Regions from separate parts of the Mus musculus genome. Here region 2 is linked to region 1. Evidence: chromatin loops called from intact Hi-C (ENCODE). Cell type or tissue: heart. All regions are shown on one strand. Links, peaks and the distances in the headings refer to the core of each region. The heading gives the core; the rest is flanking DNA. Region 1 overlaps Mtmr7 (myotubularin related protein 7). Region 2 overlaps Mtus1 (mitochondrial tumor suppressor 1).

The links. Hi-C counts contacts between places; a loop is a spot of excess contacts. Peaks named below come from ENCODE experiments on the same cell type or tissue, not always from the same donor. Only the 100,000 strongest peaks of a DNase experiment are listed, where the experiment ranks them.
Region 2: it touches region 1 in a loop (2.7-fold over the local background); 15 of 42 quality-filtered maps call a loop at or near these places.

The regions. Positions count from the first base shown.
Region 1 is chr8:40,577,327-40,589,678 of GRCm38, reverse strand. Mtmr7 (myotubularin related protein 7) reads left to right here. Exons shown (of 14, transcript NM_001040699.1): 6 at 2,497-2,631; 7 at 8,133-8,265. Among named protein-coding and RNA genes, the nearest start is that of Mtmr7, 51 kb to the left of the region's middle. In heart, for the core only: a CTCF peak has its summit at 6,052 (motif pointing left); no DNase peak of the experiment used is centred there; H3K27ac peaks cover 326 bases.
Region 2 is chr8:41,037,749-41,050,100 of GRCm38, reverse strand. It overlaps Mtus1 (mitochondrial tumor suppressor 1), which reads left to right. Exons shown (of 14, transcript NM_001005863.2): 4 at 1-116; 5 at 2,015-2,053. Among named protein-coding and RNA genes, the nearest start is that of Gm16193, 9.1 kb to the left of the region's middle. In heart, for the core only: a CTCF peak has its summit at 6,373 (motif pointing right); DNase peaks (open chromatin) are centred at 3,730 and 8,250; H3K4me3 peaks cover 1,555 bases; H3K27ac peaks cover 2,828 bases.

The DNA of each region.
Region 1 (12,352 bases), core at 1,873-9,872:
GGAGCAGCAGCTGTCAGACCAGACAGGAATTTTCTAAAAATATTTTGAGCAAGGCAGCTTCACCACCAGGCAGCACACAGCCTTCTGTGTTGCCTTCTTCAATAGAAAATACTCACTTGGTGGTGAGTTCTGTCCTTTGAAAGGATGCATTTTCATCCACTGTTCTTGCTCTATTCTTCTCCACTTGATGGGGTCTGGAGAACGTCCACTTTTATCTGTGTTATTCAACTCCAAGTATGTTTGAGGCCACACAGGAATGGAACAGTGTTTTGAGCAAAGGGTGACTCCCCCTTTTTAAAAATAGAATTAGTAAGGTTATGAGATTCTGTGTTGTTATACTTTAAGCTGGGATGCCAGTAACATTCAGACTTTGTGGTTCATTGATGAGGTGAGATAGGGGTGGGATTTAGATGAGGGGAGAGGATCACTTCTCCTTTCAGCAGTAGGATGGAGGGGTGTATTTAAACAGTGAGCCCAGGTGTTATGCTACTTCCTTTTCAGAGAAAAGTGAACCGTTCTTTGTTGGTATGAATATTGTTAAGGGCAGAGGTGTAGTACATCAGACTGGATCGGATCTTCAGGAGGTAGGCCTCAGAGGTGGGCCTTGCTCTAACGTTCTTCATGATGAGTTTCAGATCTGAGGGTGAACTTGTCCCGCAACTGGATATATTGCAGCGTTAGTGGTCCTCTGCACCGAGCTTTAGCTGTTCTTGCGTGGTATCACATAGACATGTTTCCAAGCATCTCTTTGTCATGTTGTCACTCTGGAGACAGCGGCTGTGTGACACTTGGGCTCCCATTTTCACATCTCTGTACAGTCTGGTTTCAGGGTGGAATAGTAGTCATTTTTGTGTTTTATAACGATATTTGGAATGCAGCATCATGTCCAAATGTCTGAGTGCTTCTGGGCAAGCTTGTCCTTAAGGAAGTACCACGGCTGAGTGTGGACTTCTGTGGCTGAGGGAAAGTTGGGTGAGGTGGCTTGTTGGCTTCCCACGCTCTCATCGCTCATACACCCCATCTGCTGGATAACGGACCATGAGGTTGACCTGGGAACAGTGGAAGAGGAGGCTCTGGGAGTCAGGCCTTGCAGTGTCATGACAGGGAGGTCATCCTGTCCCTGCAGGACGTTTGCTGATGTGTTGTAACTGTAGACTGGTGGGGAACTGAGGCCCCATACTTAAGCGAGCAGAACACTTATGTGACGTAGATGCTTGCATCAAGCTTACACAAAAACCAGGGGCTTCTTGGTTTTACCAGGTGTCAGGGTACCCTATAATATTAATTTTAAGCCAGTTGTTGTATGTGGGCCTTGTTCCGCCCCCTCCCTTAACTCCCTCTGATGTCAAACCACTTTATAGGTCATGCTTAGAGACTTTCACTTATGAATAGCATTCTGGGTATGGTTTTTACTGAGAGTCACTTAATCCTTTGCTCTCTGTTACCATGCTAGCAGTTTTAAAAGTCACTTTACTTTAAATTGTGTCCAACATGGTCTCCTAGCTTCACATCATGAATTCCCAGTGGGGCGGGGGCAGGGGGCTTGGACTCATAGATGATTTCTAGTCTGTTAAGACACATTTTCCGAAGCATCAAGCTGTCCATGCTGTCTGTGGGGATGGGTTCTAGAGCTCACCAGTGTCCCTGCATGGGCTCGTCCCTCACCTAAAGTGGTAATGTTTGCATGCACTCTGCTCACACCCTCCTGCATACTGTACATCAGCTCCTGATTGTTTCAGATGCCCAACCAAGGTAAATACTTGCTATGGTGGGATATTTAGGGAAAGGCGACAGAAAGTCGATTCAGAGTCAGTCCTTTTAGTTGAATACTTTTGATCCGTGGTTGTGGAAAGCTATAGCTGACTAAACCCACCGGCCTAGGACCTGGTGACTGGAAAGACAGACGGAAAGATGTTTGTATGGTGTTGGAAACGAGGGTCAGGGAAATGGTGGGGTGTGCTGAGATGGGGTCTGAAGAGACCCCTAAACATCCCTACTGGGCAAACCTAGCAGTAGCCTGGGCTTTTATTACTGTGAAAATGTGACCTTTAGATTTGATTTGGGTACTCATGATTCTTTTAAATAGACTAGTATATTAAAAAAAAAAAAGACAATAAGCACCAAATAAGCACTAAAATTGTTTCCCTAGTCTTTCCACTAATAGTGCCTTGTAAGTTTCAGGAAAGTGATTATTCTGCTTTCAGCAGTGAAAAACATTATTACTAAAAAGGAAAGTAGGTTGCTTAAAAAGTTTTAAATTCATGGTATGGATCCTACTTAAACATTTCCACACATTCCTAATACCTTACACAGAAAGCTTACCCAGGTAGCAAGCTCTTCAGCTTGGGTTAAAAGTAAACCTATCTTGATTTCCATAAAATCCAATACCATTTTCCCATGTTGGTGTGGAGTGCAGGCTAACCACAGGCGCCTCTTCCTGGGGATGCTCCCACAGTGTCTCTGACAGTTCTGTGTTGCTGTGGCCTCTCCCCGCAGGCCTCCATCTGCAGGAGCAGCCAGCCCCTTTCCGGCTTCAGCGCTCGGTGCCTGGAGGATGAGCAGATGCTCCAAGCCATCAGGAAAGCCAATCCTGGAAGTGACTTCATTTATGTCGTGGACACAAGGCCTAAAGTAAGTGTCACCATTTTCATACGTGTCTCTGCAGCCCTGAGTCCTGAGGCCGGAAGGAACCAAAGCTTGACTGGTAGCAACCCTTTGCCTTATCTGTAGAGGGTTGTTCCTGGTCTGATCAGACCATGGGGCCACCAAAGGGCTGCTCTCTGCTGCATCTCAGCTCCTGAAGGGGCTGAGTGTGCTGAGTACATTTCTGTTTCCGGTTTTTACCATTGTGCCGGTCACACAGTAAATGGCTTACTGTTTAGGTTTGCAAGTAGTTTGGCTGTGGATTAAATGTCAGCGGTGCTATTCAAAACAGGTTACAAGGGAATAAAAATATGACAGAGGAAAAATAGCTTAGTTGGTCAAGTCAGTTTAAAATGAAAGCCATTAAGAGTAAGAGCTTCGTGGCATAGTCAGTTGTAGATGTTTATAGACATAGTCTTCACATCATACATAATGGGCCCTGACTTTCTAGTAAGCTTTCATTGCACAACATAGATCAAATCTCTGATCCAGGGGTGAAGGACTGGAAGAAGGTCTGCCCTTGAAAGATGTGACAGATTAACTTCTGTTGCCTGTCAGTTTCTGCCTCTGTCTGAATCAGGTGCAAACCCCTTTCTCCAACCCTGACTGCCCTCCTCCCCGCGCCCTGTATCTTTTGTGTACGGTAGAGCTGTTCTGTATTTTCTGATAAGTTATGTGCTTCTCAGAGGACATTTTGCAGACAAACTCAGGCTTCAGGGCTTTACTGAGTGGAGACTGGAAATCCTTTTCCTACCCTACTTTTCCAGCTTTAAACAGGGATAAACAGATTGACCTCCTAAGAGCCAGTGATCCAAGTTAGGTCCCTGTAGTGTAAGTCCTTATTAGAACGTGGCAGCCACAGGACCAGGCCTTGTCTGTATTTAAAGCCACCTTCTTAGTCCTAAGGATTCAGTTTGAAGGGTATATTTAGTACTCACTTTGTTTATTGTTAAGTGGTAAGAAGTTGACTCTGATCCAGTAGATAAAGAAAGTTGGGTGCTCTCTTCTCAGGTGCAAAGATGTGGCTTGTAAAAACTGCTTCAAGCTTTGTGTTCCCCTCCTCTCTCCCCCTCTTTTCTCTCCCTCTTTTCTCTTTCTCCCTCTCTCTTTTCTTCTATCCCTCTCTTTCTCCCTCCCTCTCTCTTTTCCTCTCTCCCTGTCTTCCCCTCCTTCCTTTCTTCTTTTTTTTCATGACCACGTTGGTTGATTCCCACCCCTCAGGTGCGGTAGTTTTCCTAGGCCACCAGGAAAGTATGCAGATGTTTGCCACAGAAGGGTTGCATGGCGGCATGCAGGTTGTCCTCAGTCCTTGCCTTCTGCATCCAGCTTTATTTCCTAGTATAATAATAATAATAATAATAATAATAATAATAATAATAATTAATAATAATAATAATAATAATAAAGACAAAGGCTTGGGAGGCAGCTCCCAGGGTCCTGATCCTTGGTCTCTGAGCGGGGTTAAGTCCACACAAGGGCTTCCCAAGCCACCCACCCAGATGAAAGCCTTTTGAATTGTTTGTTCACTGATGGGACAGTGATGGGCCGCAGAGGCAGTGAAAGCCTTAAGTATGTACTGAGAAAAGTCTCCTTGGTCTCAGCTGTTGCTAGAGATTGGTACATTAACACATGGAATTGAGTCAGAACGGTATTTGTGGAGGTCTAAGACAAGGACCGTGTCTCTGTACTTCAGCCTCTTCTGTCAGATATGCTGGCATTCTGTTGAGCTTGCAAAAATGTTCAGCACGTTCTCATTTCACTCTTGGAAGAATTCTGCAGATTGGGAGGCTTCTTGTCTTTTCCTGGACTTAGCTTTAAAGAGGTTAGGTAATTCACTGAGACCACACGGTTTAGACCCAAGGCCACATTCAGTTAAATACAAGCTTATTTGACATCAAAGCCAGTGGCTTTTTTGTTTCTGTTTCCCAGAACATCTCTAGGGGACCCTTGTCCCCGCTTCCAGACTCTAGAGGGTTGACACCTAAGTTGATCACACACCCAGCTCCAGGCTGAGCCAAAGTCACCTCAAGCCAGTGGAGCAGGAGGGCTCTAAGCTGTGTGCCTGCCTACCAGCTATGGAGGAAGTATGAGTCCTGAAGTTAAGGCTGTCATCTGTCTAAGCTATGGAGGAAGTGTGAGTCCTAAAGGCAGGGGCAAGGTTGAGTCAGTCACCTGCTTCTGTGGTGACCGGCCCTGTGACATGCCTCAGCTCCATGGACTGCTTTGTGGTTGTGGCCTTAGTGTCACGGCGCCAGGGGTTGTTTCATTGTCTAACAGGAAGTCATAGGGTATTTCTCTCTTTCTTGGTAATGAGGTAATGTCTATTCACTGGGTCCCATGCAGGAGACATCTTCAAGATACAGCTATGAAGTTCAGGGTACCTGAAAAGTGGGAACCTGGGATCTTATTTCCTGGTTATATGCATAAAGTTTGAAGGTGGCCATTGACAGAGGAAAGAGAGTGGGAGAGAGACATTTGTGTTTTGTAGCAGGTGAGGGGAGAGTCTTCAGTCCTGTTCTTTGTAAGTGCAAGGATGGACAAATATCCTTTGGCTTAATTTGGACCTTAACAAACTTGATAAAACCTTGCTAACACAGCTTACCTATCATGGAGGCCCCCGGAGAGGGACCTGGGGCTAATGTAGCTGGCAATGGCTGCTGGTCTAGGCTCAGGCCACAGTGGATCTCGTATGCGAGTGAAAGGTGGCACAGTACTTCTAGGAGCCTATACTGTGTGCCTTAGGAAAGTCACCCTTTGGATGCCTATGCGGAGAAGGCAGAGACAGCCAGTTATTAGCAATCAGAAGCACTGTCAACCAGTAAGACAACTGACATTGCCTAGCTTTGCAAAGAGCTGTTTATCTAACTGCATCTCTTCCACATGGTCCCTTCTACCAACTACACAGAGCAGGCGAGCCTGTTAGAAGCCACGGGAAGGGAGAGCCCTCATCACCTCACGGAGCCTGTACCCAGGGAAAGAGACCGTTTTGCATCATATATGGGTTGAAAATTTAAATTAGCCTGGATCAAGATTTCATCCTGTACTCTTAAATACGTGAAAGATGTCCCTGGATGGCGAAGGGGACATTTTGAGAAGCTTATTTGTAGGTCATACCTGTAGGCAATAAAATCATCTAGTATTTCCAAGAGTGTGCCACAGTTAAGTTAGTGAGGAGAAGAAAGAGCACTCTTTGACACCTGTGCTAGGCTTTGGCCCAGTTCTCCTAAAGGTAGCTGTCTGTCTGTCTGTCTGTCTGTCTGTCTCAGTCTGGAATATCTTTTTTGGGTGTTTATTATTTCTAAACCTGTGTTTCTGCTTTGAAAGTTCAGCTTTTGCCACATTAAATAAGTAGAGCTCCTAAAAAATAGTTTGTATGATAGATTAAATATCGCCACCTTGTGTTTGTTATGTGAATTACAGACTGACTTTGAAGAGGTTTTCTCCTACTTGCTTTTAAGGAAAACTGCCTGCCGTTTCTCCCATTGTAACTCCTAAGTGATTTAAAGTGTGAGCATATGTTATATATGCAGGAACTGTAGTAGTAAGAGTGCTTTGCTTATCACGTATTATACATGTTCAGAAGAGATGGGGCGGGGCTGATGAGAAGGCTGGACCTTGAATTTAGATGCAGAATAAGTGTGTAGTTCATATAACATCAGGCTCGTTGGATCTGTTGATTTGTTGCATTTAATGAAGTTCATTACAGAGGTTTAGCTGAAACTGCCCTGAAAATAATTATGTAAGGCCATAACGTTTTAAAAGTACACAGTTCCATGAGAGCAACATGCATATGTAATTTCTGGAAGAAAAAAAAAATCCCCTTAAAATATTAGAACATATATATCCCTTAAGATATATCATGAAAGTGTTTATTGGTTATGGCTAAAGCCTTAGGGATGTGCCTTGCTTTTGTAGACCGGGGTCAGTCTCCCGAAGAGCCCACAGCCCCATAGATGCCAGAGGAGCAGAGGAGGGGAGCAGGAGCCCGCTTGCTGACGAAGCAGGGACTCCTGTGGCAGTGGCTTGCTCTCAGCTCTGGCTGTATTGTGTTTTCTCCCTGGTTGTCTCATTCTTCTCTATGGTCCTGACTTAACGTGTGCTTCTTGTAACTGTGAAAGGCTGCGTGAGTAGCTGAGGTCGTGTTGATAGTATCCCCCTGCAGCTTGCCACTCCCTTTTTCCTTATGAAATTGCTACCCAATTGGCATAGTCTATGGTAACTTTAATTCTTCTTAGTGAATGTAAATAAATGAATCAGTAAGTATTAACGGTGGGTGGTTGAATGAACATTTTCTTAGCTTACACATATGTACATGTAGCTGTGTGGTGTATGTGAGAGAGAACGGGGGAGAGATAGGTCAGGCAGGGTCTGTGTCTTTGGTCCCTGGTTGTATTCCACAGCATGGATATGCCCTTGTTTACGCAGTTACCACTTGGAGGAGACAGTCATAGGTTTTCGGCTTTCATGTTTACAAAACCATTTGTCACAGACAGTCTTGATCTATATATGTTAAGACCTTTGTTTTTAGGAGGTTTTCAGAACTAGAGGATGTGGACCAAAGCATTTTAATTTAGCTTAGTTTTTTTAAACTTAACTATTTGAAGGACTACTTAATACTATACACTTAAAAGCAGACCCCTTCACTAACCCCCATTTGGCTAGTCCCCTAGCCTTTGTGGCCCTAGGAAGATAGTGGTAACTGAACACTGTTCTCCATAAATGGTGGCCTGCTTAGTCACATTGCAAGAGAGGAGCATTCCCAGCCATGTATCCCTGTGAAATCTTTCCCAGCTTGGGCAGGACTTGTCTGTTTGCCTGTACTGTGCAGGGTTAAAGCAATCTGGGCTTACTCCGTTTCTTCAGCATCCATTAGCATTGAAACCAGTTTACACTGACATATCAAGTATCTTATCTATGGTTCTGAAAGTGACAAAAGCTCCCACATCAGACCTCTGGGTCATGTCTGGATGGGGAGGGGCACCCTGCAGCCTGACGGTCAGCACTCTCTCTTCGGTAATCCTGCTGAAGGCTCAGTTGGGCAGATGAGAAGAACCATTCCTGCCTGACAGTTCTCACGTTATGACTCCTACTTGTTTCTCTGCGTTACAGTTCTGGCAGATAATCTAGCGCACAGGGACTTATGCTGATTGCTGTCTCTGTGGATACTTCTGCCACTTAGGAGATTTTCACGTATAGTGTTAAACTGGCTCTGCCAGACTTCGACATCAAGTCAGCATCACCATCAAACTGGCAGCGTCATCTCCAGACCTTAGGGAGCACTTTCCACTAAGGAACTGTTAGCCCAGGCTAGCACATGAGGGCTCGTGACCACAGGCTTGACCTTTATGCTTGCACTGAGAGCTCTGTACAGTGTTTCAGGGGCTCAAACTGTAGTATGTATGCATCTGCGAGTCTTTGCAATGTTTTCCTAAGTGGTTGTTGCATGTCCTGAATGTAATTGATGACTTTTGTTTTGCTGACAACTGCAGCTTAATGCGATGGCAAATCGTGCTGCAGGGAAAGGCTATGAGAATGAAGACAATTATTCCAATATCAAGTTTCAGTTTATCGGCATAGAGAACATCCACGTCATGAGGAACAGTCTTCAGAAAATGCTGGAAGGTAAACCATTTTGTTATGCACAGCTTTAAAAGAATACTTAAGTATTTTGATGCCGAAATGGAATAAGATAGTCTTTTGATGTAATTTTTTTTTTTCCCAGTGATACTGTTAAACAAGTGTGGTGACTGGGAAATACATTGCAGTTGGGAAGATAATTGTGTTGCAGTGACTCTTTAAGCCATCAGCAGCCTCCTGGTGTCATTCCAGTAGTGTAATTGAGTGGTTTAATATTTGGCAGTTAGCAGCCAGGACTACACTGGCACTTTAATATCCTAGATAAAAACATGGACAGAAGGAGCCTCCCTCCCTCCTTCCCTCCCTCCCTCCCTCCCTCCCTCCCTCTTTCCCCTCCTTTACTTTCTTTCATTCAAAGACATCTGGAAAGAAAGCAGTTTTACCTTTGAAGCAGTAACTCAGTGTTCCTATCTGGAAATCAGGTTCACAAACTGTCCCCACACTGCTGAGTGACTGATAGATTCAAAGATGATAGATACATAGATAGATGATAGATAGATAGATAGATAGATAGATAGATAGATAGATAGATAGATAGATGATAGATGGATGATGGATAGATGGATAGATAGATAGATAGAGTTTAAATACCAGGAACCACCGGAGCACACATGCACTTGCAACCCCCATCCTGAGCAAGCACTGCGAGGACACATAAGGACCTACGTATTCATGTGGAGAGGAAAGGGAAGGTTGGCTCATATGATATGGAAGAATGACGCCTGTGTCTGTGTATTCATTAGCAGACAGTATGCTTTGCATGCAAAACTTGCTGCCTTACTGCCTACGGTCTACCTGATCCTGAAGTCCCGTGAGGGATCAGATCCTGCTGCCTCCAAGGGCAACCACGAAAGAGGAAGATGCCGAAGCCACAGAGCTTCCCCTTGCCTGTGAGAACGGCAGGGATGGGGTGGAATCTAGGGAAGTTGGTTGTCTCAGTAGGCTCTGTGGAGTTTGGGATGGAGCTGGACAAGGACGGAGCTGGACTGCGTTGGGGGATGTGCCTCTGACCTCGGTGACTTCACAGTTCTCTGTTCTATCAGGGCAGCAGTGTGGCAAGAACCTAAATGTGCCTGGGAAGTGTCACAGAGAGACCCAGCATCTTCCTCCTGCATCCCCTGGTTGACCTTAGTCACTGTGGGACTGGGAACACATCCGTTGTTTCCTGTGCCCGCAGGGAAGTGAGTGGATTCAATTATAACTTACCCAGTTTGATTGTTTGTTTTCTACATGACAGTTGGTGCCACTGGCTGCAACACTAAAATTTGATTAATGGCTGTGGGTCTAGCTTAGTACTATAAGGCGTTGGGGTAACTTCTCAGCCCTGGGGTAGATAAATATGCATTTAAATTATTAGAAGAAGCCAATTCCTGTATCTAAGACAACACCAACAACAAAAAAGTAGTCCCAGCTCTATGTTCATCCTCCTTTGAAACAGTTTTCTTGTCTCTTAGGTCAAAGTTCTAACAATCTAGGTGCATTCATCCTAGTTTCTTAAGCATCTAGAGCCTTTCATTTTGTCCTTGTTATAAATAGTGCATTGCCGGTAGGAGAAAAGTAGGCTAGCCCAGCTCTGTCATTGAGAAGACTCTTTATCGTAAGAAGAGTGCACCGTTGTTAGTCACTGGGGAAACTTCACATTGGCACACTTTGCAATTTGTATTCAGCAGTTTCATAAGACAGTTTTCCAGATCATTACTTTTCTTCTGTACAGAAAGTTGTTCCTAGGAATATTTATAACACAGGCCTCTGCCTTTGGTGTCTAAATTACCCTGTGTTTGGTGTTTCAACCATTGTCCTCTGGACAAGCAAGCTGACTGATGTCAGGAGGGCAGCTTTGTTTCACTCGGATCATGGCGGAGCTGCATCACCCTCTGGTCATGTGTAGTCGTAAGCAGGGATAGCTTTCTGGATGCCTCTCAGGGGTCCTGACCAGTGTTTGGTTACCTGTAAACAGTCTGAGTAAATTGTAAACCACTGGTGGAGGCTCAGCTGATGAAGTGATGCATGCAGTAAGACCCGCCTTCCAGGGCTTTCTACTTAAAACAGGGAGGGTCCTTGGCATCAGAGTCTGGGAGGTGGGGCTAATGGCGTGCCCCCATGACTCTTACTTTCTTCAAACTTGCTAAAGCATTGTTTGGGATATTACCAGAGGAGATTATGGAATGGAAAGAAGAATTATTTGTGTTCTGCTACCAGTGTGTAGGAAGTTCTGTCTGTGAGTACCCCCAGGATATTTCATTAAAAACAGAAATTTAGGAGTGAGCTCATACCCTCTGTAGATCCATTTCTTGAGGTCAATATACATCAACTTAAACTCTAACTTACAGGTTGTAAGTCACCAAGAAGAAAGGTATGTTTCTGGTCCACAGAGCAATTTTTGTAACTTAATTGCTTTTCATAGTAGCTCCCCTTTCTCTCACAGAGACAATTGCTTTCTCCTTCCCTCTCTCCCATCTCCTTCCTTCCTTCCCCTTCTTCCTAGGTTCACCCCCTCCCCGCCCATCAGTTCTATTGCTTGAATTCCACAAGAATCTTGTATTGGTGGGTATTCTGTATCTTTGCAGTATACCACTTAGTCATTTAAGTAAAATACTGAGCAACTATTAGATGTTGGGGGGTACTGGGGGTAGTGTTGTTCCTCCTCCTCTTCCTCACCCTCCATCCTGTCTTCCTTCCTCCCTTCCTCCCTTCCTTCCTTCATTCCTTCATTCCTTCCTCCTTCCCTTCTTTCATTCTTTTTGCTGGAAATGGGGTCCTGCTATGTAGCCCAGGTTGGGCTTAATTAAACTAGATATCCTTACACTTCTGCCTCCTGAGTGCTGGGATTACAGTCACACAAGTGCTTTCACTTAAGTGACTATATTTGATTTTCACAGCAGTGTTCTATAATGCATGGCATCTGTGCTATGTAAATAAAGAGTGGTTGTCTTAGGTCAGACAGACAGGATAAAACTGAATTGAAAAAGTCATAAAAATATTTGAATTTGCTCTGATAAATTTCAAAGAATCATTTCTCATTAAAAAAAAACCCAGCACTATAAAGAAGGTGGTAAAATCATTGCATTGAGTATTTCTGTAGCATTGAATTGACTTAGGGTGTGTACACTTTGTATAGTGATATATAATTCCTTAACCAGATTTTCTCCTCTTAGGAACTAATCCAGAATAAGGCTTTAAACACGCCCACACTCGGTTATGATAGTAGAACTTTGGAAACAAGATAAACGGTGAACAGTAGTAAGCTAAGTCAAACAGTTTGTTCTACATTCTTGATAGGAAATGTAGGCGAAGTAAGTAAATCATTCAGGGTGTAGAGCAGCCTGCCTGTTGCACGATATGTGAGTCCTGTGTATAAAGAAAGGCTAGGGAGAAGTCAGGAAGGATCCCTAGATTAGTGCATGGGGATCGGGGTGTTTTTCTCGTTCCCCTCCTAGTGACGGAGTATGTGCCCCGGTTGGTTTACATACTCATTGAGCAATACTCATCATCTCTGAGTTTCTGTGTTTCAGGATTCTAAGGATGCTCTCTGTGTAGCTGGGGACCTAGAAGATCTTCTTGAGGTTCTTATGAGAGCTTTGAGTGTCAGCTGCCTGTGTTCTCATTAGGAGGCTCCGGCTGGGGAAGTCTGCTCCTGGGCTCAGGCTAATGGCAGAATTCAGTTCAGGGTCCCACATTTGGTTAGCTAGAGGCCACTTTCTAGTTCCGTGCCTGCCACAGTTTCCTGTGTGGTCTTATGCATAAGCGATTGCCATGTGGCAATTTGCTTCTTCAAACCAGTGCAAGTGTTTCCTCTCCAGTTTAAGAATCTACTATACTACAGTTTCCAGTGACATTTGTCAAAAGCTTACTATTTTTTAAAGGCTGGGTAGCTAGACTAGTTTGATTAGAGAGTTTTAGGTTCCAGGAAAACCTTCCTCAATATGTAAGGTAGAGAGTGATCAAGGAGGACACCTGATGTCTATCCTGGACGTGTGTGTGTGTGTGTGTGTGTGTGTGTGTGTTCATTCACACATCCACCAAGATCACATCTGGTTGGGCAGTTTCCATTCATCCTAAGAAGAGGTTATTG
Region 2 (12,352 bases), core at 1,442-9,441, 460 kb before region 1:
CAACAAATATGAAGAGAAACCTCCCAAACAAGCATTTCAGAATGGGTCAGGACCCTTGTATCTGAAGCCTTTGGTACCCAGAGCTCACTCGCACTTGCTCAAAACTTCTCCAAAAGGTATTGTCTTTGTTGTGATTAGAAGGAATACTTTTAAACTCATTGGCTTTCAGGAGGTTAAATTTTGACAACTAGGCTTATGGTACATTTAACAATTATATATTTAAACACTGGGTGTGAGTAAGAAAATAAAATAAATGTTAACAATGAGATGTTCTCATTCCCCAAGAATTCCAAATTCTATAGACAGATGGAGCCCAATAGTAAAAATCAACATGTAGAGAGGCTAGAGAGGTGACTCAGCGGTTAAGAACACTGACTGGTCTCGCAAAGGACCCAGGTTCAATTTTGAGCACCCATATAGTGGCTAACAACCACCTGTAATTCCAGTTCTGGGGAGTCTGATGCTCTTTCTGTTGGGCTGCACAGGTACCCCCCCACCCCCCCACACACACACGCAAAACACCCATCTCATAAAATAAGAAATAAATCTCAGAAAATAGCTGGTAGAGCAGAGATGTCCGGAGACACTAACAAGAAGAACTGGTGTTCAGGTTGCTGGGATTTGAACTCGGAACCTCTGGGAGAGCAATCAGTGCTCTTAACCCCCGAGCCGATTCTCCAGCCCACTTTTTTCTTTCTACTGGGTTAAAGGAGAAAAGCAAAAATACAGGGTGGATCGAATCCTGTTGGGGGAAAATTATTTACTGTGCCATTAGGGTCTTATTTGTCTTACACACAGCTCTGAAGCATCAGATTATCCCCTGCTAAGATGGCGGTAATATCTGAAACTGAGGTTTTTAATCATGATTTTTAAAACCCCATACTACCCCCACAGTAACTAAAAATAAACCCCCGTTCATGGAGCTTTGATCTTGAGGTGATTTTCAGAGAACTAGAGACCCCCACCAATGACTGCAAAACAGGACATGCCGAACTCCTGAAAGCCCTAAGGTTGACATATGCATCTTGTGGAGGTCTCTTTATGATGGCTACATACTTGTAAAGGGAGATGATCTTCTTCCTAAAGTCCTGCAGATGGTCTCTGGCTGTTCCAACCAGCCGCCTTCTTCTTCTCCTTCTTCTTCTCCCTCTTCTTCTTCTTCTTCTTTTTTTTTTTAATATTTTACTTATTTATTTATTATATGTAAGTACACTGTCTTCAGACACTCCAGAAGAGGGCATCAGATTTCGTTACGGATGGTTGTGAGCCACCATGTGGTTGCTGGGATTTGAACTCAGGACCTTTGAAAGAGCAGTCGGCGCTCTTAACCACTGAGCCACCTCACCAGTCCTCCAACCAGTCTTCTACAGATGGTTAGTCACTTGATGAGTATTGGATGTCGAGCACGGGTGCTTATAGCTCTTCCAATGTCTACCTGTATGGTTCCTGGCTGCATTTTATATTGCATCAGCTTGGAGAAACATCTCTAGTGTATTCTCCTTCACAGCCTTGGGAGGGCACACACCAGCATCCCTCTTTCACAAAGTGTAGCCTGTTTCCTGTGTGCAGAAGAAGAGTGAAAGCACAAGCTAAGAGATGGGCCTCCTTTTGGCTGGAGTATAGTTCAATGGTGGAGTTTTCTCCCCAATCTGTGGGCCCTGGATTCAGACACTAGAATAAACAATAAATAAATTAATTAAAATTTAAAATGAGCTTTAATTGCCCTCGACTACAAAATATACCACGCTTTGTCTTTTTAAAATTGATGCTGTGTTTTGATGATTAATTCTTACCAGTCTTACTACGAATTAGATACTATATTGTCTATATTTGAAAAAGTGTACTTGATCAAGTTGTTTATATGTTGGAATTTTCTCAGTGGATAGCTGTAACCTAAAATTTAGAGGTTAAAGGAGGGCTTTTAGAAAATGAAATCACTGCTATTTACAAGATAACTAGAGATTTGCCTAGCATTTCCAATAAAGTGTGTGTTTATATTTCTGTCCCATTCTAGGTCCTTCAAGGAAGAGTCTGTTTACAGCTTTTAATTCAGGTAAGTGGCCACTTTATGAATATATTAAAATATTTTTATTTGAAAAGTAATGATTAAACATACTGAAATTTATTTGTAATTACTTTTGCTGGTATAGTTCTAAGTCGAAATTCAGGATTTAAGGTGTAACTAGCTGCTATGACATGGGCATTTGGGCAGCATGATTTGTTGAGCCATCTAACACAGAGGATGACATCTTGTTATACAGATCAAATTAACTTAAACTGATTTTTAAAATATGGTTCATGTGAAATAAAACTGGATACTTCTCCAAATGTGTTATTTTAAATCAGATCATCTTTAATTGTAAAATGGTCTTAAGGTATAACTTTTAACTTCTTGTACTAACTCAACAGTTAGTTCTATGTTTCTGACTTCCCCCATACACATTCTTGGTCGGACATTTCTAAGACAGCCTATAACTTAAAGCCATTCAACTACACTGTCTAATACTTCCTTTGGGGGATCTAAAGATCTTGTAAAATGTATTCATTGACGTTTCTCTGTATGACACGCAGGACTGTATGCAGCCAGCCATGCACTGCCTACAGGTTCTCATTTTTTATTACAGTGCTAGTATAAGTCACATGGCTCCCATTGCACATCACAGCAGAAAGCCAGAAAAAAGAAAGGCCACGTTACAGCGTGTAAAGTCTCTGTTATACAGGATCTCACATTGTCAGCACAGAATTCAACCATGAGCTGTGGGTTCCTACCCGGCTGTACGCATGTCAGTTAGTTTCACAACTCAAGGTGGGCCTGGAATTAGTTTGAGCCTACTGAGGAAAACTTCCCCTGTGTGGCTTTTGAAGCAACCCTGCTTGGAACTATTGACATTCCTTTTTGTTACATGCCGTGGAGTGATCAGCTTTAATGGGTCACCCAGTGTAAGTGTGATAGCATTGAGCCTCTTGGCTATTCGAGTTGGTTCTCTGTCACATTCACAGTGATTGCATTATGAGTTGTTTTGCAATCATTTCTGTCAACGTTTGCGAAGTTTTCTTGTGACGGCTACTTCAGAGTGGAGCGCACATGCGTTGTATAGTTGCTTGGATAATCATATTATTTTCAAAAAGCTTCATACTAGTTTCTGATATGATCCACAATATAGAAGCACTGGCCATATGCTGGCCAATCGCTGATTGATTGATTGATTGATTGATTGATTGATTGATTTTTAAGATATTTTATGTATTTTATTTAATGTTGTAAAGACTATTTTTTTTAATGTGTGTTTTGCCTGAATGTCTGCCAGTGTACCACATGCATTCAGTACCCTGGAAGGCCAAAGAACAGTGTCACATCCCCTGGATCTGAAGTTAGTTGTGAGCTCCCATGTAGGTTCTGGGAACTGAACCCTGTTCCCCAGTAATGCGTTTAATCTGTGAGCCATCTCTCCAGCCCCTGATTGAGGGGTTTTTTTTTTTTTTCGGGAGTGGGTGAGGGGGGAGTGTATGAAATAATATTTGAAAATTTCCATCATTATTTTAGTTTAACAGTTATTGTAAAGAAATTCTGTTACCTCCGAAGACAATGAAGAAGCTGTGACCTTGTGCGGCTCGGACGTTGGTGTAAATCTTGATTCTCCTCCTCTCTATTTCCGTCCTGACCTCTGGCTACTTGCTAAGCCTCTCCAGGGCTTGAGTTTCTCGTCTGGCTGCACGGGAATGTTCAGGAGATAAATCCCAGTGTGGGAATGGGTTTGACCGTGTAGACTATTTTCATCCCTAGCTCTCACATGGTAGCTGCCCCTGCTGCTACTGCTATCGAGGCTAACAGTACTTCTTGTTGATCGCTTTTCATGGCTTTACATTGAAGGCGCCTCCCCAATCCCACCCTGATGTGTTCTAGGAAACCCTCAAAGCAAGTGGGGAAACCCACTGAGGCTATGAACCACCTTCCAGAGGTCTAGCCGGTGTGGTTTATTTAAAGGGTATTACACTATGGAATTCTAGGCAACACTGGCTCTAAATAAAACGTGCCTGCTGTTTATGAGGAAGTTGTCATACCCACAGCATTTACCGTGGCTCCGACACTCATAGTTGCTCTTGGGGATATCTCAGGCATCCCAAGTTGTGTTTACCCAGTCCGTGGACTCCTTTATAGATCATCCCTGCCAGGTGCCATGGTGTCTGCCCTGGGAGCAGGAACACACCTGCTCCATCTGTGCCATTTCATAAACATGGCCTGGGGTCGTGTGGCTTTCTACATCTCCTTTCTCCAATGTCGGGAGGTGGTTGAGAGCTGCAGACCTACTCTGGGGAGGAGATGAGATGCCGCCACACTGTGCACCTGCTGTCTTTCCTTCTTATGCATTGGTGATCTCAACTTTGCTCTCGTGTTGAAAGGGCCGATACCATCTGGATACATGGAAAATTTGGTACTGAGCGTTACGAAGAATGGATCACTTGGTGAATCCCACTGCAACAGTGGCTACCTTTTTGGCTGAGAACTAGATCTCTTCACCCAGGGCACATGAATGTGTTCTACATAGAAAAGTTGTAAGTGTAGAAATGAAAAAAAAGCACCATGAATATAGACCTGAGTATAGAAGGCCTTCCAGTAACATGCATATAACAATAGAGATTAATAATTGTGACAGCACATGGTTTGAGCTTCCTTTTGTTAAATCATGACAAACAGTAGTAAGAACAAAGCCAGACAATGTTACTACATTTGCTCTGTGTAGCACTCTCGAAAACTAGCAAGACAGAACCAGCCTCAGAGTAGATGCTAAAAGGGCCTATTGTCTTGAGTCACCTCTGTCAACATCCTTATTGCATTTTTTTTAACTGAGAAAGAGAAGTCACTATGTGAAATTCATGGGGAACCAAATAAGAGTCCAAGGTAGCCAAAAACAATCTTGTGGGCGGAAAAACAAAGGCGATGGTACCATAATTCTTGCTTTCAAGTCTGTAATTAAAACAGTCTGAAATGGGTATGAAGGTAGATACATAGACCAGTGCAATGAATGGGACAGCCCAGAAACAAACCTGTGGACTTACAGTCCGCTGAACCTGGCAAGACTGACGAAAATACCAAGCAGAACCGTCCTCTCTCCAAGAGATAGCGTGAGGAGAATTAGATGTCTGTGGGTGCAGCGAACTCCAGCCTTCATCTCACCTCATACACAGTAAACAACTCAAAATGAATTAAAATAAGACTCGAAGCCCAAAAACCTCAGGAGGAGAGGCAGAAGGGGAGCGTTTCATGGCTTTGTCGTTGTCCGTGATTTCTTAGATTGATACAGAAGCCTGTGGCAAGCAAAATTGGACATGTGGGACTCCCCAACTCTTCTGCTTAGCCAGGGTGACCGTCGGTAGCATGGTAGGTGGCCTACGAGATGAAGGGACTGTCTAGAAGCCATATCCCAATGAGGGCTGACTTACCAAAGAGGAGTCAGGGTGTGGAAGGAGCTTTGATCTGCCAGGTATGCAGCATTCTCACCATAACTGATGTAAGAATAGCTTACATATCTGTAGGTAAAGAAAATGTGATGTATCTATGCAATGGAATATTAGTCACAGTACGATACAAACAAAGTAAATGGGGCCAAGGAGATGGCTGGGTGGTAAAGGTACTTGCTGTGAAACCATAGGACAAGGTACTTCGGGTTATCTGTAATCTGCTGTTGGGGGATGGAAATTGGGAGGGGAGACGCAGAGTCTCTGCAGACTCGGGGCCAAGGTACCCTGGTGGACGCAGCCAAAAGGGTGACAGACTATCCCAAACAATAGATGTCAAAAGTCTGATAACTGATGGTCGTCCCCTAGCCTCTCCACGCACAGTGTGGCACATGTGGCACTCACAGGCACGATCGCACGGACATAACAAGCACAGAAGGGAGAAAGGAGTCTTGCTGACTCCGATTACTTTTGGTAATCTAAAGCTGTGAGACTCGTAGCAGCGTAATATGTAATGGCTTCTCGGCACTGGTGCTGCTGGCCAGGAAATGGGAAGCTGCTGTTGAGAGATTGCAGTTTTGAAAGATCAGGACGTTGTTACAACACGTACAGTTACGGCATAGTTAACAGTAAGTAGCATAGGCTTAAATTTTGTTGAGGGTAGATATTGTGTTCTTGCTATAATGAACAGAGATGACACACACAACAAACAACAACAACAACAACAACACAAAACCAAAAGACTCAACACTACCAAAAGCCAACTAAAGTCTATTCCTTTTGAACGGCTCCTCCTTATGTAACCAACCAAACTTTGCTTCACTGGTTTTCTGTGGTCTTTGCCTTATGCTGATCCTTAGGACGTTACAAAGTAACAGCAGACACCTTTCCTCTTTGTTGCACTCATGCCAGGTGGCCACCAGGGGGCAGATGATGCTTGGGAAAGAACTGAAGCTGAGCCGTTTGAAGCTTGTACCTAAGCACAGTTTGTTGGTTGGGAGGAGTTTTTTGTTGTTGTTGTTGTTTTTTTGTTTTTTTGTTTTTTTGTTTTGTTTTTCAAACAGGAGCTACATTTGGTTTTCCTTTACACTGGTATTATTTGCATTATTTCAGCTTCTTTCTGCACTTAGGGAAAACGGCTAATATTTAATGTGCATGGGATAGGTAATGATAGTGGAGTTCAAATAAACTTTTCTTATCTTAAATTTATTTATTTTTTTAATTGTAAATTTATTTTATTCTATGTGTGTGGGTGTTTTGCTTACATGCATGTCTGTTTATCACATGCGTGCATGAAAGGGTGGGACTGGAGATGATTGTAAGCTGTCAAGTAGGTGCTGGGAACTGAACACGGGTCCTCTGGAAGTCTAGCTGTTACCTGCCAAGCCTTCTCTTAAGCCCGTTAAAATGAAATTTTTAGTAAACGTACCTGATTGGTGACTGGATTGGTTATTTCTTCCTTTGGGTAGTGTAAGCTAGTGGATTTCTTTGTGACAGAATAGTTTACTGTTAACAAAAACAACCCCAACCCCTGAAAAAAGAGCCCACCCAGAAACCAAAATCGGACTATGTGGACAGTGGTGTGTCTATTTGTGACACCAATCTTATTTCTCATTCAGTTTATAATTTTGAGTCTCACTGATACCTTTTTAACCGTAATTTTGATAGCATAGGGAGAGCTTGTGGTTTTTTGTTTTTAATATTCAGAATTTGGGGACAGGTGTTTTTAACAGTTTTAAAAATAACAACCTGTGATCTAACAGAGGAAATCAAAGCTGGAACGTCTGTTTCTTTGACTCTTAATTCAGTGGTGTGACCCTCTGACGGGGATCGCCAAAGACCATGGGAAAATGTTAAGATTCATAACAGTAGCAAAATTACAGTTATCAAGTAGCAATGAAAACAGTTTTATGGTTTGGGGGGCCCAGCATGAGGAACTGTATCAAGCTATAGTAATTCCATTGTTGTTGCTGGTTCTGTTAGCAGGGAGGTGTTCATTCAGGAGGTTGGTTGGGTGTGGGTGTGCTCGCTCAGCCCCACAGTGACCCTCTGTGGGTTGCCATCCTCTGACAGGACAAGGCATGGGGTGTGAGCAAGGGGGTGAGTTGCTTCAGTTCTCCTCTTCTCCTGTCCCCTCGGATTCTCGGATGCTGTGTGGGATTTCTGAATGGGTTTTTAACATCTAGTGAGCTGTTAATGGAGTAAGGTTTGTTGCCTTGTGATATTGTTTACCGAGTCTCAGAAGCAGCAGACCTGGTACAGGGCTAACTTTTCGTTTTTAGTGTGGCTCTCAATACATGAGAATTAGAGTTGACAATTTGACAACCTGTCATTAGCACAGTAAAAAAAAAAAAATGCTGTTTATTTTAAAGATTGGAAGTATTTGTTGCTTGAGGGTTTCGCTCTGTTGGCGTGTTTTTCATCCAAGTAATGAGGTTTATGTATATCTAGGTAAAGCACCTGGGAAAGTGCCCAGGGATAATAGTGTGACCCTGTGCAGTTAAAAAGCAATGGAATCGGTTCACCGATTGCTCTAATGAAGTCTTATTTCTTTCTTTCTTTATTTAGCCTAGCTAATAAATAGACATTAGGCATGTGAGGTGGTTTATTTCATTTCGCCCCGTTCCAAATAGTGACAGGACCTGCGACATCATTGGCTGTTACATAAAGCTCCCGAGACCACCCACTTTCTCCTCCCCTTTCCATCCCAGTCGGGAACCACAACAACCCGCGGCATGCACAGTGTGATGTAATTCAGGCTGCTTGCTTCCTGAGCTGCTCCTCACAGATCTTGCTCAGACGAAGGGCATTGTTTGTTAGCAACATCTGGAAGAGCAAACGGAAGCCTGGAGCTCTGGGATAGCTAACTCTAGCTACCCCCCCCCCCACGCACCCCCCAATCTGGGTGGCCTGGCATTAGCATGTAAGCTTGTTTTTCTCTGGCTGTATCTCTTGGCCTGGAAGAACCCCGAGTTGCCAAGAGACACAGTATGTGATGGTCCCTGGAAAAGCTGCTTCCCCTGCGAAGTTCTCCCACTGGCTTCGAAGACATGCTGTTGTCTCCCAAATTCTCCTTATCCACCATCCACGTCCGCCTAACCGCCAAAGGACTGCTTCGAAACCTCCGGCTTCCTTCGGGGCTCAGGAAAAACACTGTCATTTTCCACACAGGTTGGTCCTGCACAGGTCTGCTCAGCACCGCGCGCGGGGAGGGGAGGTCGGAGATATGCTGATGAACTTGCTCATGCTTCTCAGGTTTCTATGGAGACATAATTGGGCACTAAAGCCCTCTTTAAGGAGAGGCTTGACTGGTTACAAGGAGCGGTAATCTCCTGTGTTGGGCAGGAGGGTACTTTAGTTGTGTGCCGGCAGCTGTAGGCTTGTCTGTGTTTACCGATGCAGGATGGTTGCCTTGGAACTTTCTGGCGCTCTCCTCTGCCACCAAATCTGTAAAAAAAAAAACCAAACAAAAACTGAACACCTGTTAATTCACACCTATCTTCAACTGATTTTTGGAAATAGGCTATGAGCACATTGAGACAGGATTTCTCTTTGCACTGAGAAAGGAGCCGGTTGTTTCTGTGGTTTTGTTTTACAGTTTTTCAGATTCTCACTAGAATGGATAGGGAATAGGAAAAGAGCCCCACATTACAAACATCCCTAAAATCACCCCAATGCTTGTGGAGGGCCGGTAAGTGGACCACACACTTAGTTTTCTAAGTCTTCCTAGCGCAAACACTTGTGGTCATAGACTATTGCTGCTGATGTTTGTGTGCGACGCTGCTGCTGCTGCCACCTTTCATTCTGTGCCCAACGTGAGACATTCCTGGTGTGTCTGTCCCTTCGGCATCTGTAAGCCTGCCTGCTCAAGCTCAGGTGCTACGGATTGCAATGGTGGTGAGTTAGGTCGATCTCACTGTGTGATGGCCTAAGTCTCCTTATGCTTGATTGGGGCTGCTGTGTGTTGCCTTCAACAGGCTTGCTTCGTGGTCATGCGTGATTTTTCTGTGTCACGCATGTGTTTCCTGTGCACCTCTTGTTTTTCAGTTGGCTCTTCACTGTCCCTGCTGATTTTTTTTTTTTAATTCAGCTGACAGCTTTTCATTTTCCCAGAGGCATCTGCCTTCCCTGCAGGATAACCTGGATATATATATATATATATATATATATATATATATATATATATATATATATATTTTTTTTTTTTTCTCCCCAGCTTCCCTTCCTCATTTCATAACTCGCCTTGGCCTGGCATTTGCGTTGGCTGGCCTTTCCTTCTAGCTCTCATGGCTGAAGGTAAATGAACAGAGCTGGGGCTATGCCCAATCCAAATGCCACTGTGATTCCCTTCAGTCCTAAAATAAAAGTTGAGGGCCAATGGGGGAGCTCAGTGGATGCTGAGGCCTTGGCTTTAATTGCCCGTACCCTCAAAATAAAAATATATTACAAATATATAAAAAGGTAAAAAAAGTGTGCTCTATTATTATTACTATTCTTATTAATTTTTTTCATACAATTTTCACCCTATTATTTCTCAGCCTCCCCAGTTCATCCCACCTCCCTATGTATACAAGCAAGAGTGCTTTATGTTAATAATTTCCACGTTCCAAAATACAAGCAACTCTCAATATTAATTTTTAAAACTAACGCAGGGCCTGCTCTAAGGTAGAAGACAGGTGACATTTCTGAAGAATAGATTTTCATAATAAAGTCAGAAAAAAAGAAGGTCTGAGGGCACTGTGTCATCCAAAAGTGGCTCTTTCTGCCCCGGACCCTGCCCTCTCTCACTGTTGTGGAGTCTTGGTTACCTTTCCGATGGTAGGTTAGCCAGACGCAAACCTACGGAAGTCTTTGATAGCCTCACACTGACTTGGGAGGTTGGTATCTGTTTTAGTTGCTGGCCTTTGTAAGGTTAATGCATCTTTGAGTTTCATGGTTCCCTACTTCCTCCTCCTCTGGGTGGAGGAGGTGCTGGGGGAGGAACTGGGTCTGCTGCATGTTTGGCTGGTGCTCTACACACCCAGCCTTTATTCCAGTCGTCTTAACAGTGCGAACCATTGCTGAGTCAACAGTGGTTTCGTTGTTCCACTGGCTGATGGCTTAACATTTGATTGTCTGTAGTATTTTTGTGAAGCAGGTAGTTTGAGCAAAAGACCTAAGGCTTTAAAGACCAGAGTTTATCTAATAGTGGTGTTTTCATCACATATTATTTTCTGAGTTTATATAAGTATTCTAAAATCCTTTTGCTGAGAGTCATAATGTTTAGACCTAGAACACACTTAGCAGTGAGCGTGCACCGTATTTTACACCGGGAAGTCTGCGGCCTGGACACATGAACTAACTTGCCCAAGAGCACACAGTAAGTAGAGATGGGAACACAACCTGTGACCTCTGTTTAGATTTTTTACCTTAAAGATTTTTTTTTCTCCAGCTGCGACTGCTGCTCTGACTCTCAGCACCAGAAACTAGGGGTGAAGGTGAAACAAGTTAAGTTTCTCGAAAGAGTCTGAGGCTGAGGAATGGACTCGCTCAGTTCCTGCAGTGTTTCCCACACAAACATAAAGATCAGGCTTCCATCCCTAGCACCCATATAAAAGTTAGGTGTAGTGGGGTGGCCTGTGCCCCCAGGGCTGGGGAGGCTGGTGCAGGAGGATTCCTGGGGTTGGCTGGTCAGCCAGTGGAGCCAAATTGGTGAGCTTTAACCTCAGGGAGAAACCCTGTTTACAAAAATAAGGTGGAGAGGTAATGCAAAAGGCTTGTGAGGGCGACATCTGGCCTCTATACCACAAAGCTCACTAGTGCATGCATGCACACATAGGCACATAGGGCAGAACAAAGTATTGTAAAAACAATAATTGGCATTTTTTAAAAAGACTACTTAAAGAATTTAATTCTAATAATTTTCATTACCCCTAGTAAGACTCTTTAGAGTTCATCAGCGTCCTATCATTTTAAGGTCAGAGACATTTTCTAAAACTTGGTTGAAGACCTCATTGCGCTTGGCTTTATCTAATTAGCCTTGTGAGCACTGACATGTTTATATCCCTAGTCAAGGAAGTTCCGTTGGTTGCCTTAGTGATGGGGCTCCTGACCTGGATTCCAAGAGTAGCAGGAAAAGATGGCGTTGGCTCTACCAGTAACTTGGCCTATGATTGTCTTCGCTTCCCAGGGCCATAAAACGGCAGCCCCATGTTCTGTTCTCCAGTCTCTGGGCCTCAGATGCCACGAACCTCCCCAGCACTGGGCTGCACTACTGCACTTGGAAATTAATCTTAACTACCTCCCTCCCAAGTCCCATTAACCCTCTTGGCTTATTTCTCTTTATGACATCATGTTCTTATCTGGTCACCAAATATGACTAATTTTATTATTCATCCTCAGTGATCCACGACAACTGGTTATAAAAACTCGAGACCCCACCCTTGGAGGTGATCCTTGTTTTCACTCGACCGCCCTCCCTCAGAAACTTAGGGTGAAGCTTGCTCTTCTGTGGGGTGAGGATGGAGCTTGGGATGGGACCTGGGACCACCTGCATCCTAGGCAGGTGCCTCACCATTGAGCTGCTATCCCACACTGGCTCCCGTTAGTGAGACAGTAGCAAAAGACTTGACAGTGACCGGTCCATGCAGCTAACGAGGGGTGGGAGCTTTCTGGAAGGCTTCCTATTGGCTTAATGCCACCAGCTTTTCCTCTGACTCTAACCTGCTTCTCACATCACAAGATCAATTCGTTCATGTCTCATATAAGTATCTGTTGGGCACGTGCCATATGCCAGACTCAAGGCTTGGTGCTGAGAAGATAGCCAGGACTAAGTCCCACCACGGCCTTCCTCAAACCCATAATTGGGCAGGAGGCAGCTAACCATGCTAGGGTGTGGCCTGGGCCCTCAGGCAGC